Linked DNA regions of Homo sapiens: region 2 is linked to region 1. A link is a loop called in an ENCODE intact Hi-C map of the cell type or tissue named here. Cell type or tissue: CD14-positive monocyte. All regions are shown on one strand.

The links. A loop is a pair of places that touch in the nucleus more often than their neighbours do. Peaks named below come from ENCODE experiments on the same cell type or tissue, not always from the same donor. Only the 100,000 strongest peaks of a DNase experiment are listed, where the experiment ranks them.
Region 2: a loop joins it to region 1, with 2.1 times the contacts of the local background. A loop is called at or near these places in 6 of 110 quality-filtered maps.

The regions. Positions count from the first base shown.
Region 1 is chr19:51,773,899-51,781,898 of GRCh38, reverse strand. LOC105372448 (a long non-coding RNA gene) reads left to right here. Exons shown (of 3, transcript XR_936049.2): 2 at 553-722; 3 at 1,918-2,200. Among named protein-coding and RNA genes, the nearest start is that of FPR2, 17 kb to the right of the region's middle. RefSeq lists a silencer at 3,789-4,083. In CD14-positive monocyte, CTCF peaks have their summits at 3,642 and 3,841 (motif pointing right); a DNase peak (open chromatin) is centred at 3,858; H3K27ac peaks cover 1,393 bases.
Region 2 is chr19:51,676,450-51,684,449 of GRCh38, reverse strand. It overlaps a transcript of SPACA6 not described here. Among named protein-coding and RNA genes, the nearest start is that of MIR99B, 12 kb to the left of the region's middle. In CD14-positive monocyte, no CTCF peak of the experiment used is centred here; a DNase peak (open chromatin) is centred at 3,069; H3K27me3 peaks cover 3,920 bases.

The DNA of each region.
Region 1 (8,000 bases):
CCACACCCAGCCTTCTCTCTTCTTTTTGATCTCCTCTAATATAAACACCATGATTTAAAATTACCTATTATTAATACATTTTATGTTATGTGATAATGAGACAAAAGAGGAAAGAAAACAAAAATTTTTGAAACACACAAATTTGTTCATGACAAAATAAGAAATATTCATTAAAATGATAGTCTTCACTTCTGTAACTGATTCTGCGATCATGGTAGTATTTATAACTACCATCTTTCACTCCTCAATCCATTTTCCATTTTCCCTCAACTAGTACCTCAGTTGGTCATCATCTGTGCCTAGTGGGGAAACCCAAACCTTCATTCCTGAAAGATCTGGGGCATTACAGTCCTGCTTGATAGAGCTGTGGTTTTACATGGACTTTAATAACAAAACAAGGTGGTACTCAGAGCTGCCCTAATGGGTCTGTCATATTCCAGACATGTTCTTCATTATCTCTATATAATATAGTAGCATACCAATTTCCTTCTTAGTAGCCAGGATCAGTCACCCCATCCATACAGTAACTCCCTTCTTTGCCTGCTGATTCAGAGCAAGAGGAGCCCAAAGTAGTGATGGGCAGTGGTACCTTCCAGTTCAGTAGAAACATTGTTGTGTCGCTGGGTGGATACATTTCTTCCTTTGGAACCAAGACCTCTGAGCCAACACAGCATAAGGTCATGAGGATGGGAAGCAGAAATTTTTCTAGTGGATCACTAAAGGTAATAATGAGTGATACAATTCCCATTTCTACCCCTTCATTCCTGGATCCTTGGATTCTAGTTATGGGAGAGAGAGCACCATACACTGAGTGCTGATTTAGAGTATGTATAGCTTCCTAAAGGATATTGCTCCAGCCCTGCAAGGTATTGCCTGCTAGCTGGTACTTGGGTAAGTCTTCAAAAGGTCATCCTACCATTCCTTCAAGCCGGCTACTCAAAATGGACAATATGGTAGGACCAGTGAATTCCAGAGTGTGGACCCATTGCCACAGTTTATTTGCTGTGAATTTAATCCCACAATCAAACCAATGCTGTATGGAATGCCATGATGATGGACAAGGCATTCTGTAAGTCCACAGATGATAGTTTTGGCAGAAGCATTATGTACAGAGAAAGCACATTCATGTTCAGAGTTAACATCTATCCCGATAAAAACGAGGCTCTGCTTCTCCCACAAGGGAAGTGGTCCAGTGTGTTCAACCTGCCACTGGGGAGCTGGGTGATTACCCAGGGAATGGTGCCATATCAGGGACTCAGTGTCCATCTCTGCTGTGGGCAGATTGGGCACTCAGCAGTGAGTGTAGCCAGATTGGCCTTGGCAAGTCAAAGTCCATGTTGCTGATCCCAGGAACAGCTTCTGTTCCTGCCACTGAAACTGTAGAAGCAGGAAACATGTTAGAATGATCAAGGATAGAAACTAGATTTCTCTGAATGTATCTACTTCCTCTTATGGTTTTTTGACTGTAACAAGAACGGGATAGGAGGTGCCAACTGGGAAGAAATTGTACTTGATGTACAACAGCATAACCTATATAAATTTTTAAAATCTTGCCCTTTCTTAAAACTGGGCTTGAAATTACATTCCTATTCCCATAGTCTAGATACCCATCGTGACTGGTAAAATGTTTACCGTGATTTGACTATCTAGAATGATCTCTAGAGACAGTGGCAGACTATATTTTCCACTGATATCTATGTTACATATTTATCTCATCCCACATGTTGTCTGTACAGGTAATTCACACTCCTCCCACTCCTTCCACAGAGAAGTGAGGATTTTTTCCCCCTCCTCTTCAATCTGGACCAGGACTTGTGACTGCCCTGACCAATGGAGTATGGCAGAAGTAATGCTATATCCCTTCCAAGTGTAGTTCATAAAAAGAATGAAACTTCCATTTAACGCTTTCCCCCTCAGATCACTCATCCTGGGAGATACCATCAGCCACGTTATGAGACTACTCCAGCAGTTCTGTGGTGAGGAAGCAACTTTCCAGCAACAACTCATTATCTATGGGATTATGTCACCTGGAAGTGAATTTTCTAGCCTCAGTCAAGCCTTCAGATAATTGCAGCCTCAGCTCACATCTGACTACAAACTCATGAGAGATTTCAATCCAGAAACACTCAAGCCAGAAACTTCCAAATTCCTGACCCAGAGAAATTGTAACAGATAGTAAATTAGATTACTATTGTTTTAAGCCATGTTTTGAGGGTGATTTGCCTGCAGCAATAGATAACTAACACAGGGACAACCTGGTATAATATTAGCTCAAGTGTGACTTAGAATAGGTGAAACATTATGAATTGCCAGGAGTTTTATCAACCAGCAAGCCTCCCAACTCTGTGTGGGTCTCACAAAATCTCCATCATTAGTAGTTAATTCTTTGACTCTATCTTCCAAACTTTATGCCTAGATTGCCATTTCAACTGGAAGAGAACACACTGGGCAAGAGGAACCATTGAGCACCTACTTCCCTACAAATTGGGACAGGAAGTTAGTGTTAGGACCTGAGGGAGGGAGAGTAAGGGACATAGTTTTTGGAGGCGATATTGGCTCTTTTTGTATCAGAGGTTGTCCTTCCTCTTTCACTGTGTTTCTCAGTAACTGTTATGTGCTTTGTGTGTACATACAAAAATCAGATCCAGATTTAGTTGGTTTGCTATTTGTGGTAAGAATTGAGGTGTAAAGGGCATGGGGGACTTTTTTCTGATAAATTATTAATTCTGTTCACTGTTGCTGAGAACCTCTTCTTTCAGAAGAACAAAGTATTGACAGCTTAGCTTGTCCACACCTGTGATTTCACGATCACAGCCTCACTCTCCAAATTTGCTTTCCTAACTAGGACTTCTCCCCATGTTTCCCTCCCAATGGCTGTGTTACCACCGCATATAAAAAAGACCATTTGTTCTATGGTGTGGACCATAAAGATATATCCGTGTTTCCAAGAGGTAATATTAGTTCTAATTCTCATGGTCTAATATTAGTTCTTATTATGTCCTCTAGTTAAAAGAGTATTTATTCAACTGCTAGAAAGCAGGGGAATCATTGCTGGGCGCAGTGGCTCACACAGAAATAAGCCCCGTGTGGTGGCATGTTCCTGTGGTCCCACCTACTCGGGAGACAGAGGTGGGATGATCGCTTGAGCTGGTGAGGTTGAGGCTTCAGTGAGCTATGATTGCACCACTGCACTCCAGCCTTGACCATAGAGCAAGACCCTGACTCAAAAACAAAACAAAACAAAAAAAGAAAACAGGGGAATCTGATTGCACATTACAATTTACCAGGGAATACCTAAAGGGAACAAAGTTAATCTGTGATTAAACACAGATTATTGTGCTCTGCTCCAAACTTTATAAATCAAGATGCTTTGATGTTGCAGTGACCTAACCCATATTAAAACAAACAAACAAACAAACAAACACCTCCCCAATTGACTCTGATGAAACAGCATCAGTGTAGGTCAACATTCGGGACGCAGTTAACTAGATGGTGTTTGGAGCCGCAGGAGGCATGAGATGGAAAGATAGAATGGAATCACAGTTGAACAGTCGCCAGCATCCTAAGCATTTACATGGACTTTCTTTCGTCTAATGGCACTGGTAACTCATAGAATGGGATGAGATACAGGAGAGATCTCTAGCCTCCACCGTCTCTGGAATGTACATTTTGGAATGAAGGGGACTTTCTGCATTGAAAGAACAAAGTTACTTGTACAGATGTGCTTAGAAATGTATTCTGGGCGAGCTAGCCCACAAATAATCAAGCTTTCCAAGGGTTATCTCCCAATGCGGTCACAGAACTGAGTGAAGCAAGAGTTGCATTTCCTTGTGTTTTCTTTTAGCTGCCACAAGAGGGAGCTCGATGTCTAATGAGTTCGTTTTCACGAGCCCAGGAGACCCGAGCCAGTCATGCCGGGGATGGCTTCCTCCTGCTGCCTTTGACCCTCCCTGTCCTAGCAAGTATGAATTTAGAGAATTGCAGCACCTATATGAAAGGTGTCCTGCTTCAAGCAGCCTAATTTCAGGAGCTATGAAGCTTTACTGGTATAAAGAAAAGGGGACCCGAATTCGATTGACTTATTTTTCGTTTTTTCCTCTTTTATTTGAAACAAGGTCTCGCTGTGTCACCCAGGCTGGAGTGCAGTGCCACAATCATAGCTCACTGCCGCCTTCGCCTCCCGGGCTCAAGCTATCCTCCCACCTCAGCCCCAGTCCTTCAGCTGGATCTACAGGCACGCACCACCAAGCCCAGGTAATTTTTGTATTTTCAGTAGAGACGAGGTCTCACTATGTTTCCCAGGCTGGTCTCGAACTCCTGGGCCCAAGCAATTCGCCCACCTCGGCCTCCCAAAGTGGTGGGGTTACAGGCATGAGCCGCTACATCCAGCTGACTTATTTCTCTTAGCTTTTAAAATGTGGACTATAACAACCACCCCACACACAAACACACACAATGAGAAAAAGATAAACGTGAAGATTAATATATTTGTGTAAAACAAAATGCTCATGTACTCCCACTCATGTCAAGAAATAGATCACTATTTGTTTTTCAGAAAAGTTGTCTTCCTAAGATGTGGCAATGGGCTTTATAGCTCTGATAGTAGATAAGAGCAGAGAAATCAACTAAATTACAAACGATCTTTTTTAGTATTACTTTTTTTAATTTTTAATTTTTGTCGGTACATAGTACATAGTAGTTGTATATATTTATGGGGTACATGAGATACTTTGATATCAGGCATGCAATGTGTAATAATCACATCATAGAAAATAGAGTATCCATTCCCTCAAATATTCGTCCTTTGGATTATAAAGAATCCAGTTATACTCTTTTAGTTTTTAAAAAATATATAATTAACTTATCATTGACTATATTCACTCTATTGTGCCTTTGAATACTAGGTTTCATTCATTCTTTCTGTTCTTTTTGTACGCATTAACCATCCCCACTTCTCCCCCGACTCCTGCCACCCTTCCCAATTTCTGGTAACCATCCTTCTATTCTCTATCTCCATGAGTTCAATTGTTTTGATTTTTAGCTCCCACAAATAAGTGAGAACATACAAAGTTTGTCTTTCTGTGCCTGATCCATTTCACTTAACATAATGACCTCCAGTTCCATCCATGTTGTTGCAAATGACAGAGTCTCATTATTTTTCATGGCAGAATAGTACTCCATTATGTATATGAACAATTTTTTTTTGTTCATTCATCTGTTGATAGACACTTAGGTTACAAACTATTGTAATTTTTTTCTATAGACAAACACACAGTCATGCAAAGGAATGTGTGTGTGCACAGGTATTCATTGTAGCTTTTTTTTTGTAATGAGCAAAAGATCAAAAGCAATTTGGTCAGATTAAATTTTGTTACATTCATCCAATAAAATACAATGCAAAAATTAAAAAGAATGAGGAACTTTGAGAATACAGACACAGAAGGAGGACTTTCTAACTCATGATAAATCCACGATCACCCTAATAACCAAATCCATTTAAAGACATTACAAGAAAACAAAACTACAGACCAATAACTCTCATGAACATAGATGCAAAAATTCTCAAAAACATATTAGGAAATCAAACCCAAAAATGTCTAAACTACTATAATGTAATGTATAAAACAAAGTATAAAAATTATTCATGCCAGGTATGCAAGTCTAGTTCAAATTTCAAAAATTAATTAATGTAATCAATTACATCAACAGACTAATGAAAAAACCACATAGTTATATCAGTAGAAGCAGAAAAAGTATTTGACAAAATTCAACACTCATTCATAATTTTTAAAAATGCTCAGTAACCTGGGAATAAAGAGGAACTTCCTCAATCTGATAAACAATGCCTACAAAAAATCCTACAGCTAACATTATACTTAACAGTGGGAAACTTGACGCTTTCCCAGTAAGGCCAGGAACAAGGCAAGGACGTCTTCTCTCATATTGGTTTTCAGCATTGCTGAAGTCTTAGCTAATTCAATTAAAAACAAACTAAAAAGGTATGCATATTGGAAAGGAAGAAAAAAAAACTATTTTGTTCACAACTGACATGATCATCTATGCAGAAAATCCAAAAGATTGGATAACAAACATTCCTGGAAGTAATAAGTGATTATAGCAGGGTTGCAGAGTACAAAAAAATCAATCACTTTCCTAGATACCAACAGTGAGCAAATGGAATTTGAAATTAAAAACACAATACTATTTACATTATGTCCCTCAGAAATGAAACACTGAGTAAAAATCTAACAAAATATGTACAAGATCTATATGAGAAAAACTACAACACTCTGATGAAAGAAATTATAGAAGAACTGAAGAAATTGAGAGATAGTCCATGTACAGGGCTAGGAAGATTCAAGATTGTCAAGATGTCAGTTTTCCTCAATTTGATCTTTGGATTCAGTACAATCCCAATAAAAATTCCAGCAATTTATTCTGTGGATATAACAAACTGATTCTAAAGTTTACATGGACAGGGAAAAGACCCAGTATAGCCAACATAATATTGAACAAGAAGAGCAAAGTTGGAGGACTGACACCATCTGATTTCAAGACATACTGTAAAGCTACAGTAACCAAGACAGTGTACTACAGGCAAAAGAACAGACAAATAGATCAATGGAACTGAATAAGAGAGCCCAGAAATAGACTCACATTAATATTGTCAAGTGATCTTTATCAAAGGAGCAAAGGCAATTCAATGGAGAAAAGATAGTCTTTTCAACAAATGGTTCTGGAATGACTAGACATCCATGTGCAAAAAAGTAACTTTAGAAACAGACCTTACATGCTTTGCTAAAATTAACTTAAAATGGATCGCAGACCTAAATGTAAAAGACAAAACTATAAAACACCTAGAAGATAACATAGGAGAAAATCTAGATGACGTTTGGTTTGACAATGACTTTGTAATTACAAAACAAAAGATATAATCCGTGAAAGAAAGAATCAAGAAGGCAATTCTTATTAAAATTGAAAATTTCTGGCTGGGCATGGTGGCTCACACCTGTAATCCCAGCACTTTGGGAGGCTGAGGTGGGAGGATCACTTGAGCCCAGGAATTTGAGACCAGCCTAGGCAACAAAGTGAGACCCCCATTTCTACAGAAAATAAATGATTAGCTGGGCATAGTGGTGCATACCTGCAGTCCTAGCTACTTGGGAGGATGAAGTGGGGGGATCACTTGAGTCCGTGAGGTTGAGGCTGCTGTGAGCTGTGATGGTGCCACTGCACTCCAGTGTGGGTGACAGAGTGAGACTCTGTCTCAAAAAAAAAAAAATCTAAAAAAAAAAAAAATCTGCTCTATGGGAGAGTGTTGCAGGAGACATATCAGATAAAGGACTGTTATCCAAAATATTCAAAGAACTCCTAAAACTCAACAATAAGGACACAGAAAGCCCATTTTAAAAATGGGCCAAGCCCTTAACAGGCACCTCAAGAAAGAAGATATACAGATGCCAGGTTAACATATGAGAGGGTGATACACATCATATATCATCAGGGAAATGCAAGTTAAAACAGTGAGATACCACCCTACACCTATTAGAAATGGCCAAAATCCAGAACACTGACACAACCAAATGCTGGCAAAGACATGGAACATCCTCATTCATTATTGGTGGGAATGCAAAATGATACAGCCACCTTGGAAGAGAGTTTGGCAGTTTCCCATGCAACTAAACATATGCTTACCATACAATCCAGCAATCATGTTCTTTGGTATTTATCCAAACAAGTTATAAACTTCTGTCCACACAAAAACCTGCACATGGATGTTTATAGCAGCTTTATTTATAATTGTCCAATTGGGAAGCAACCAAGATGTTTTTCAGTAGGTGAATGGATAAATAAATGATGGTACATCCAGACAGTGGACATTATTCAATGCTAAAAAGTAATGAGCTATCAGTCTATGAAAAGACATGGAGGAAACTTTAAATGCATCCTACTAAATGACAGATGCCAATCGTAAAAGGCTACATACTTCATGATTTCTA
Region 2 (8,000 bases), 97 kb after region 1:
CTGAACAAAGGGCATGGGAAAATGGGTGTGATGTTTTGGGGAGGGTTTCCCTATAGCCTTTCTCTTCACCTTGGGCCATACCTTCTTTTTGTTTGATGAGTGAAGGACCTTCAGCTGCTCTGCTGTTTACATCTAAGAAAAAGGTAGGGAAGGTTACACTGAGGTTCAAGGAGACAGACTAGTTATAGTTTTTGCAAGTCCGTCAGCTGCCATCTCCTCCTACCTCTGATAATAGATCATCTCTTTCCTTTAAGTAACCCACTCCACATGACTCTGACAAGAATGTCCAAGCACTGATGCCCCTCCTTCTCCCCCCAAAAAAACCTAGTCTGGGCATCTGGGTATATGACACAAAATAGGCCAACCAGAATATTTATCATTCATTGTCTGTGAGCCCTGACAGAGCTGGTTAGAATCCAAGATTTTATTTTTGATCTTGATACTTTAATTTTATGTCTTCTAAAATATAAATGTATACATATGCATTTGTACACATATATATTGTTTTAGTTTCTGAAGAACAGAGTCATACTACATATGCCAAGGTGATTAAGAGCACAGATTCTGAAGCCCGATGGCTCAGGTTTGAATCCTGGCTCAGCCATTTTACTAGCTATGTCTCTCTATGTCTCAGTTTCATCATCAGTAAAATGGGTGTAATAATAATAGTACCTATATCATGGGTTGAGACATAAGGATTAAAGGAGTTAATGTATGGAAAGTGCTTAAAACAGTGCCTGGCACACAATAAACCATATAAAAGAATTATCGAATGTTATGCCTACAAATTAATACAGAGCTAGCTCTTTATTCTAATTTATTCATACACATGCACAGAATTTTATATTAACAGGGCAATTTATTCTTATGAAGGTATTTTTACTGTATTCTTTCCCATCCTCATTTATTTTTTTCTTTGGTTACCTTGATTGACCCCTCCCTTCCTACCCATTCACCAGGTGCTTCTCCTCCCAAAGTTATCTGTCATACCTGTTGTGAGTTAAATTGTGTCCCCACCCCACCAAATATATATGTTAAAGTTTGAATCCCCTGTACCTGTGAATGTGACCTTCTTTGAGAGCCTTTACAGATGTAATCAAGTTAAAATGAAGGCATACTGGATTAGAGTGGGCCCTAAATCCAATGACTGGTAATCTGATAAGGAGAGAGATATTTGAAGATGCAGATAAAATACTTGGGAAGAAGGCCATGTGATGATGGAGGCAGAGAGATTCAAGTGATGCATCTACAAGCCAAGAAACACCAAGGATGACTGGCAACCACCAGAAGCTAGAACAAGAAACCAAGGGGCCTACAGAGGAAGCTGGTCCTGCTGATACCTTCATTTCTAACTTCTAGCCTCCACATCTGCGAGAGAATACATTTCTGTTTTTGCTTGTTTGTTTTGAGGTGGAGTCTCCCTCTGCCACCCAGGCTGGAGTGCAGTGGCATGATCTTGGCTCACTGCAGTCTCCACCTCCTGGGCTCAAGTGAGTCTCCTGCCTCAGCCTCCCAAGTAGCTGGGACTACAGTCACCTGCCACCATGCCTGGCTAATTTTCGTATTTTTAGTAGAGACAGGATCTTACCATGTTGGCTAGGCTGGTCTCAAACGCCTGACCTCAAGTGATCTGCCCGCCCTCAGTCTCCCAAAGTACTGGGATTACAGGCATGATACACTGTGCCCGGATAATTTCTGTTGTTTTAAGCTGCTCAGTTTATAATACTTTATTACAACAGCCCTAGAAAACCAATATAGTATCCATGTTTATCTGTGTGTCTTGTCATTCTTTACTTCATGTTTAAGTAAACATACATACACACACAAACATGCACATAGTTGGGTTGCATTAAAATTCAGCTTCAGCCTCAATATTTGTTCATTTTTTTCTATTTGACTTTGATCTCACCTCAGTCTTTTGGAGGTGGAACCACTGAGTGCCAATTTGAAGTTCATTTCTGGCATCCCTGAACTTGTGTGGTCACGATGAATACATGACAGATTGGGTTACCAGCCTATCTAACTAGCACAATAACATTAGAAATATGAACAAATCATGTTCCTAACTTTAAAATCTTAATAGTCACCTTCAAATTTAAGCATTCTAATGTAGCTTGGAGTGAACATCGTGTGTGTGTTCAAAGTTAAATTTTTATCAAAGTATAAATGTGTGTGTAATTATACAATTACAGGAGTAAGAGGCTGAAATAAATAATGGTGATTGTGAAAACCTATAAGTTACAGATGATTCTTCAGGAAACTGACTCTGAAGCAGAGGTTAGAACTCCCCTACAAGTGTGAATCCTGAGAACACCCCTATTAATTTCCTGCTCTCAGGATTCACACTCGTAGGGGAGCGAAGGAAGTAGGATTAGGCAGTGGGAGAAGGTGAACTACTATGCAGTCATAACAGAAGCCCCAGCCAATCCTACAGGAAACTCTACAGCTAGATGGCTCCACAGAGATGTCCTGAATCGGGGAAAGGGGACTGGGCCTTTATACCATTCACTGACCTATTAAAAGAAGAACTTCAGACAAATTAAATTGAACACAGTTTATTTGAGTAGAGAACAATTCATGAGTAGGGCAACACTCAGAATCAGAAGAGCAGTGAGCTTGTATAAGCTGAACACAGAAGCAAAGTAGAGAAATCATCTGGTTGGCTACAGCAAGACATTTGCCTTATTTGGGCACGGATATGATCAGTTAGCTGCCTGTGATTGGTTGAAGCTTGGCTGTTTGTGATTGGCTGGAACCTTGCTATTTGTTACAAAAAGTATACTACTAAGTTACATTTCGGTTTGTTTACCTACTGACTTAGGTTGCTATTTATTAGGTAGGAACTCAAAGTATGGAGAAAACCTCAGGCTCATGGCCTCCAGCATAAACAGGCTCATGGCCTCCAGCATAAACAATGCTGATTTAATAGAGCAGTCATTGGATGTGAGCTGACCCAGGAAGGGGTTGTGACTTTGGGTGAGGCAGCTCCTTGCTCTGAAGGCAATCCTTACAAGGGAGTGCTGCCAGCTGTCAGCAATCAACACTCACAGCAGCTGGGATGAACCAGTGCTTCAGTCCTGGGGGCACTCTATCATTACACCATGCCTTTCAGGTCCAAAAACAATTACTGAGAACTTCCGCATAATTATACAACTCAGGAAATAGACTGAGTGTTGGTATGAAGATTAAGAGTGCTTTAGTTAAATGCCATTAGAAAGAATATTGTCTCCTCTTGGAACTGGAAAGTGATTGTAAAAATATCAATAATAACATGAGTCAGAACAGCAAAGATTAGATTCCATGGAAATCCAGAGATCATTTTTGTGATAGGCAGCCTCCCTTGTAGAATTTTTTGGTATTCTATCATTCATATTATTAACGAAAATAATCTTTGATGACCGTATTTGATGTTTTTTAGTTATTTACATTTAGGCTGTGTATCTTTTTAGAAAAAGTGTTATCTGAAAATTGTTCACATTTGTGAGGATGAATTTCAAAAAGATTGGCAATTTTGCTTACTTAAATTTCTTGAAGTAGAAATGAAACTCTCTAAAATCATGTGTAACAACTTCTGTGCTAAATCGTCTTTGATCCAGACATCATAATGGGTGCAAAGAGCATGAAAAAAAAAAAACAGAAAAGTGTTGGAAATCAGATTCCCCAAATACATTTTGTTCTCACTAATCAAACTTCAAAACAACAGATTTTATAAGCACACTTTAAAAAAATTCTTTATAGTTTTGAGTTAGTGAAGCTAAAATCTTAAAGCTGTAAAATTGATTGCACAACACTGTCAACCATTTTTTGAAGTAGAAGACAAAGGATTTTCAAAATTTGCTAAAATTATGATTCTTAAAAGTTCTTTCTAGAAAACATGTTTTGAAAAGTTATTCCAAATTACATTAAGCTGTGCACAAAATTATTTTATGTACTAATTCTGTATCTTATAGATTGAACATTTGGACATAGAGAAACAATCAGGTGTTTTCTTCCTGATTTATGATGAATTTCACTATATTTCTACTTGGTGGTGGAGATATTTCTTGGTCTTACACGTAGTTAACAACATAGTGCATATACTTTATGGAATGTATGTCATATGAAAAAAGTCAATTGTTGATAATGGAACAAAAATGGCAAAGGCTATGAGTGAATTAGAAATTAGAAGTATATTATTATTTCTTCACACCTTTAATTGTGTGTCCAGGAATAATCAGAGCTCAGTATCAGGTAATAGAATTAATGTCCATAAGCAGAAAGATGGTTGGGCCACACTTTCATCATTCTTCAGTCAAAATCAAACTCATGACATACAAGAGACCTTGGAATTGCATGCCTATGAGGTTTTTAAACAGGATGACAAAGCAGCTCTTCCATGTTCAAAGCAATACTTAAACAAAAAGCCGATACTGTACTCTGCAGATGACAATACCCACCCAGCAGGACGTACTGATAACTGAGAGTTGCTTGAAAAAAAGTGGTTTATTTGATGAACCTACTGAAGAAATAGCCAAACGAAGGTGCTTTGAGAGTGGATGTATTTCACACGATACATGCTGTAAACACTTTGCTATTGTTTTGCTCCTGCCAATGTGCTGAAACAGGTGCATAGCTATTGAATGCTGAGATACAGATGGAAATTCAGAAATTATTTTTGCGGGGTTGTCAGCCTTCTAAAATATCTCCCAATGATCTCCACTTCCTGATATTCATGTGTTTGTGTAACCTCCTCCCCAAAGGATGAACTTAGTGACTTACTTATAACTAATGGTATATGGCAAAAGTGATGGAATGTCATTTCCAATATTAGATTACAAAAAACTGTGTGACTTCTGTCTTGCTAGCAAACTCTACTGCCTTTCTGATTTTCATGTATTAATCAAGTAAGTGGCTATATTCTGAGCTGCCATTTTTGAAAGACTCATGAGGTAAGGAACTGAGGGAAGCCCCTGCCAACAGCTAGAAAGGAACTGAGGCTCTCATTCCAATACCCTGTGAGGAACTGCATGTTGCCAAAAGCCAATGAATAAACTTGGAAGTGGGTCATTCCCCAGTAGAGCCTTCAGATGAGGATGAAGACCCTGAGTCAACATCTTGATTTCAACCTAGTGAGAAACCGTAAGCCAAGGACCAAGCTAAGCTGTGCTCAGATTCCTGACCACAGAAACTGTAAGATAAGTGTGTATCAAGATGCTCAGTTTTGGAATAATTCCCTAGGTAACAATAGATGGCTAATATTAATACTTTTTTGTTTTTCTGTTATATGAATAGTATTTTGATATCTTGAAAGTGAATTGTCTTTCTCTATTGTCATATTTCTCATCCAAGATTTCAGGAGACATTCTTCCCAACAGCCTACGTGAAATAGCAAGCAAATGCAAAAATCTTATGGGAAAACAAAAAAACCTAAGAGAGGGGAGAACTTTCTCATTTTTGAGAATGGCAGTCCAGGCTATATGGATCAACTCCTCTGCTGAAAGTCATTAAAAGTGGCGGATAAAATACTCAAAACAATCTTTATAAAATAATGGAAAGACAATCTAGTGAGGAATTTCCTAGCTAAAATTTAGAAAGTGAGAACTCCAAGAACTAAGCAGAGCATTCAAACCTGCTTTTGACTGATGAGCATAGGCTTATTCTGATTATAAAAATGAGCTGTAGTTTTCAACAGTCTCCTGAGAGGAAAGGAACAAAAGTAAAAGTGGCACCAAACTGGTACTATGGCATATGGTAAAAGCAAACTGAAACCCTCCTTCATGGATGTACTTTGATCATAGAATGAAAATGATCCCAGGTAGAAGGTCTGAGGTACGAGGAGGAAACAGGTGGTAAATATATGGATGTATCCATCAGGATTCGAATAGGAAGCTGATGGCTCATTCAAGAGCTTAATTAAACATAGACTTGGCCGGACACGGTGGCTCACGTCTGTAATCCTAGCACTTTGGGAGGCCAAGGCAGGCGGATCACTTGAGATCAGGAGTTCCAGACCAGCCTGGCCAACATGGTGAAACTCTGTCTCTACTAAAAATACAAAAAGTGGCCAGGAGCGGTGGCTTACGCCTGTAGTCCCAGCTACTCAGGAGGCTGAGGCAGGAGAATTGCTTGAACCCGGGAGATGGAGGTTGCAGTGAGTCGAGATCGCGTCACTGCACTCCAGCCTGGGTGACAGAGCAAGACTCCGTCTCAAAATAAATAAATAAATGAATAAATAAATAATAAACATAGGCCAATGAAGGGACTAAATAGAGATGTAGGCAGGATTAAGAGGTCCAAAAAGAGATGGTGCAGCATCCAAGGACAAGCAGCAGTGGGAAACGGGTACCAGCCTAGACCTGATGGGGCAAGGGCAGTAGCCTTGGAGGATGGGCTGCCTTATAGGACTTGTAGCACAGAGGAATGCAGCCACGGCCAGAACTGTAGGGAGAGAACAGGAGGAATAAAAACCCTGACTTCTTTCCTCCCACCCTTCAATCTCCGGACAGTGCCTCCCACTGGCAAGGGGAAGCTGATGATGCGGTCCTGAGAGGTCAGCCTGTCAGTGCACAGAAATGAGCAGAGACAAGTGAATGATGGATCTGAAGAGGCACAGGTCATCCCTGTTGTCACTGAGCACCCATTACGTTCTTTTGTTTGGATGAACAAGCTCACATCCTTAACACAGAGATGCCCAGTATTAGTTCTACTATTACTGCAGAGGGAAGTCATTCCTGCTATACTTCTGAAACTGAAATTGTAACAACAGCCATGAAAAGTGCTCTTCATGTAAGATATCAGAGTGAAATTGAAGTGGGAAAGAAACAATTAGTTACCATAAAACATAATAGCTGCAGTTCCTGCTTCTATAGCTGGTCATAAAGCCTAAATTGATAACCATTTTGTGTCTCTCTTACCTTCCTCTAGCACTTCGTTTCCTTGGAATTTTTTATCTGGTAGAGTGACCCAAAGGATCCAAGTCATTAATGCTTCGTCTTTATTGCACTGCTGCAGTTATCCATTGACCATTATTCTGGACAGAGTATAAAAAGCCTCCCGACGGAATAGTCTCGGTTCCACTCCTAATTCTCCTTGATTGCACTGTATAGCAACAACATATTTTTCTCCTAATAATTGGATCAATTGGTACCTTTACTAGCTTAGTAAAGGTACCTCCTTCTCTGCCTGATGGTTTAGCATCATGACTTGCCCAAAATGGCCAAGAGGCAGCCTCTCCTTCCACTTGAAACCATAACTGGGTCCTTTAGTGGAAGTGTTTCTCCTTGAAACACTAGGACTCGCAAAGCCACCCACTCCAAAGTTGCAAATTTAGGAAGCAAAAAATTGCATAGGTGTGTGATTAGGTGGAATAAGGAAGAGGAACCAGTTCTACTGTGTCCAGAATTGGTTCCTTCCGGTGGGTTCTTGGGCTTGCTGACTTCAAGAATGAAGCCGCAAACTCTTGCAGTGAGTGTTACAGTTCTTAAAAATGGCGTGTCTAGAGTTTCTTCCTTCAGATGTTCAGATGTGTCCAGAGTTTCTCGCTTCCGGTGGGTTTGTGGTCTCACTTGACTTCAGGAGTGAAGCCACAGACCTTCGCAGTGAGTGTTACAACTCTTAAAAGTGGCAAGTCTGGAGTTGTTTTGTTCCTCCCGGTGGGTTCGTGGTCTCACCGACTTAAGGAATGAAGCCACAGACCTTCACAGAGTGTTACAGCTCATAAAGGTAGTACAGACCAAAGAGAAAGCAGCAGCAAGATTTACTGTGAAAGGCAAAAGAACAAACCCACCACAGCCTGGAATGGTACCTGAGCTGGTTGCCGGGTTGCCACGGGTGGCCAGCTTTTATTCCCTTCTTTGGCTCCACCCTCATCCTGCTGATTGGTCCATTTTACAGAGCACTGATTGGTCCATTTTACAGAGTGCTGATTGGTGCATTTTTACAGAGTGCTGATTGGCACATTTACAAACCTTTAGCTAGACACAGAGCGCTGATTGGTGTGTTTTTTACAGAGTGCTGACTGG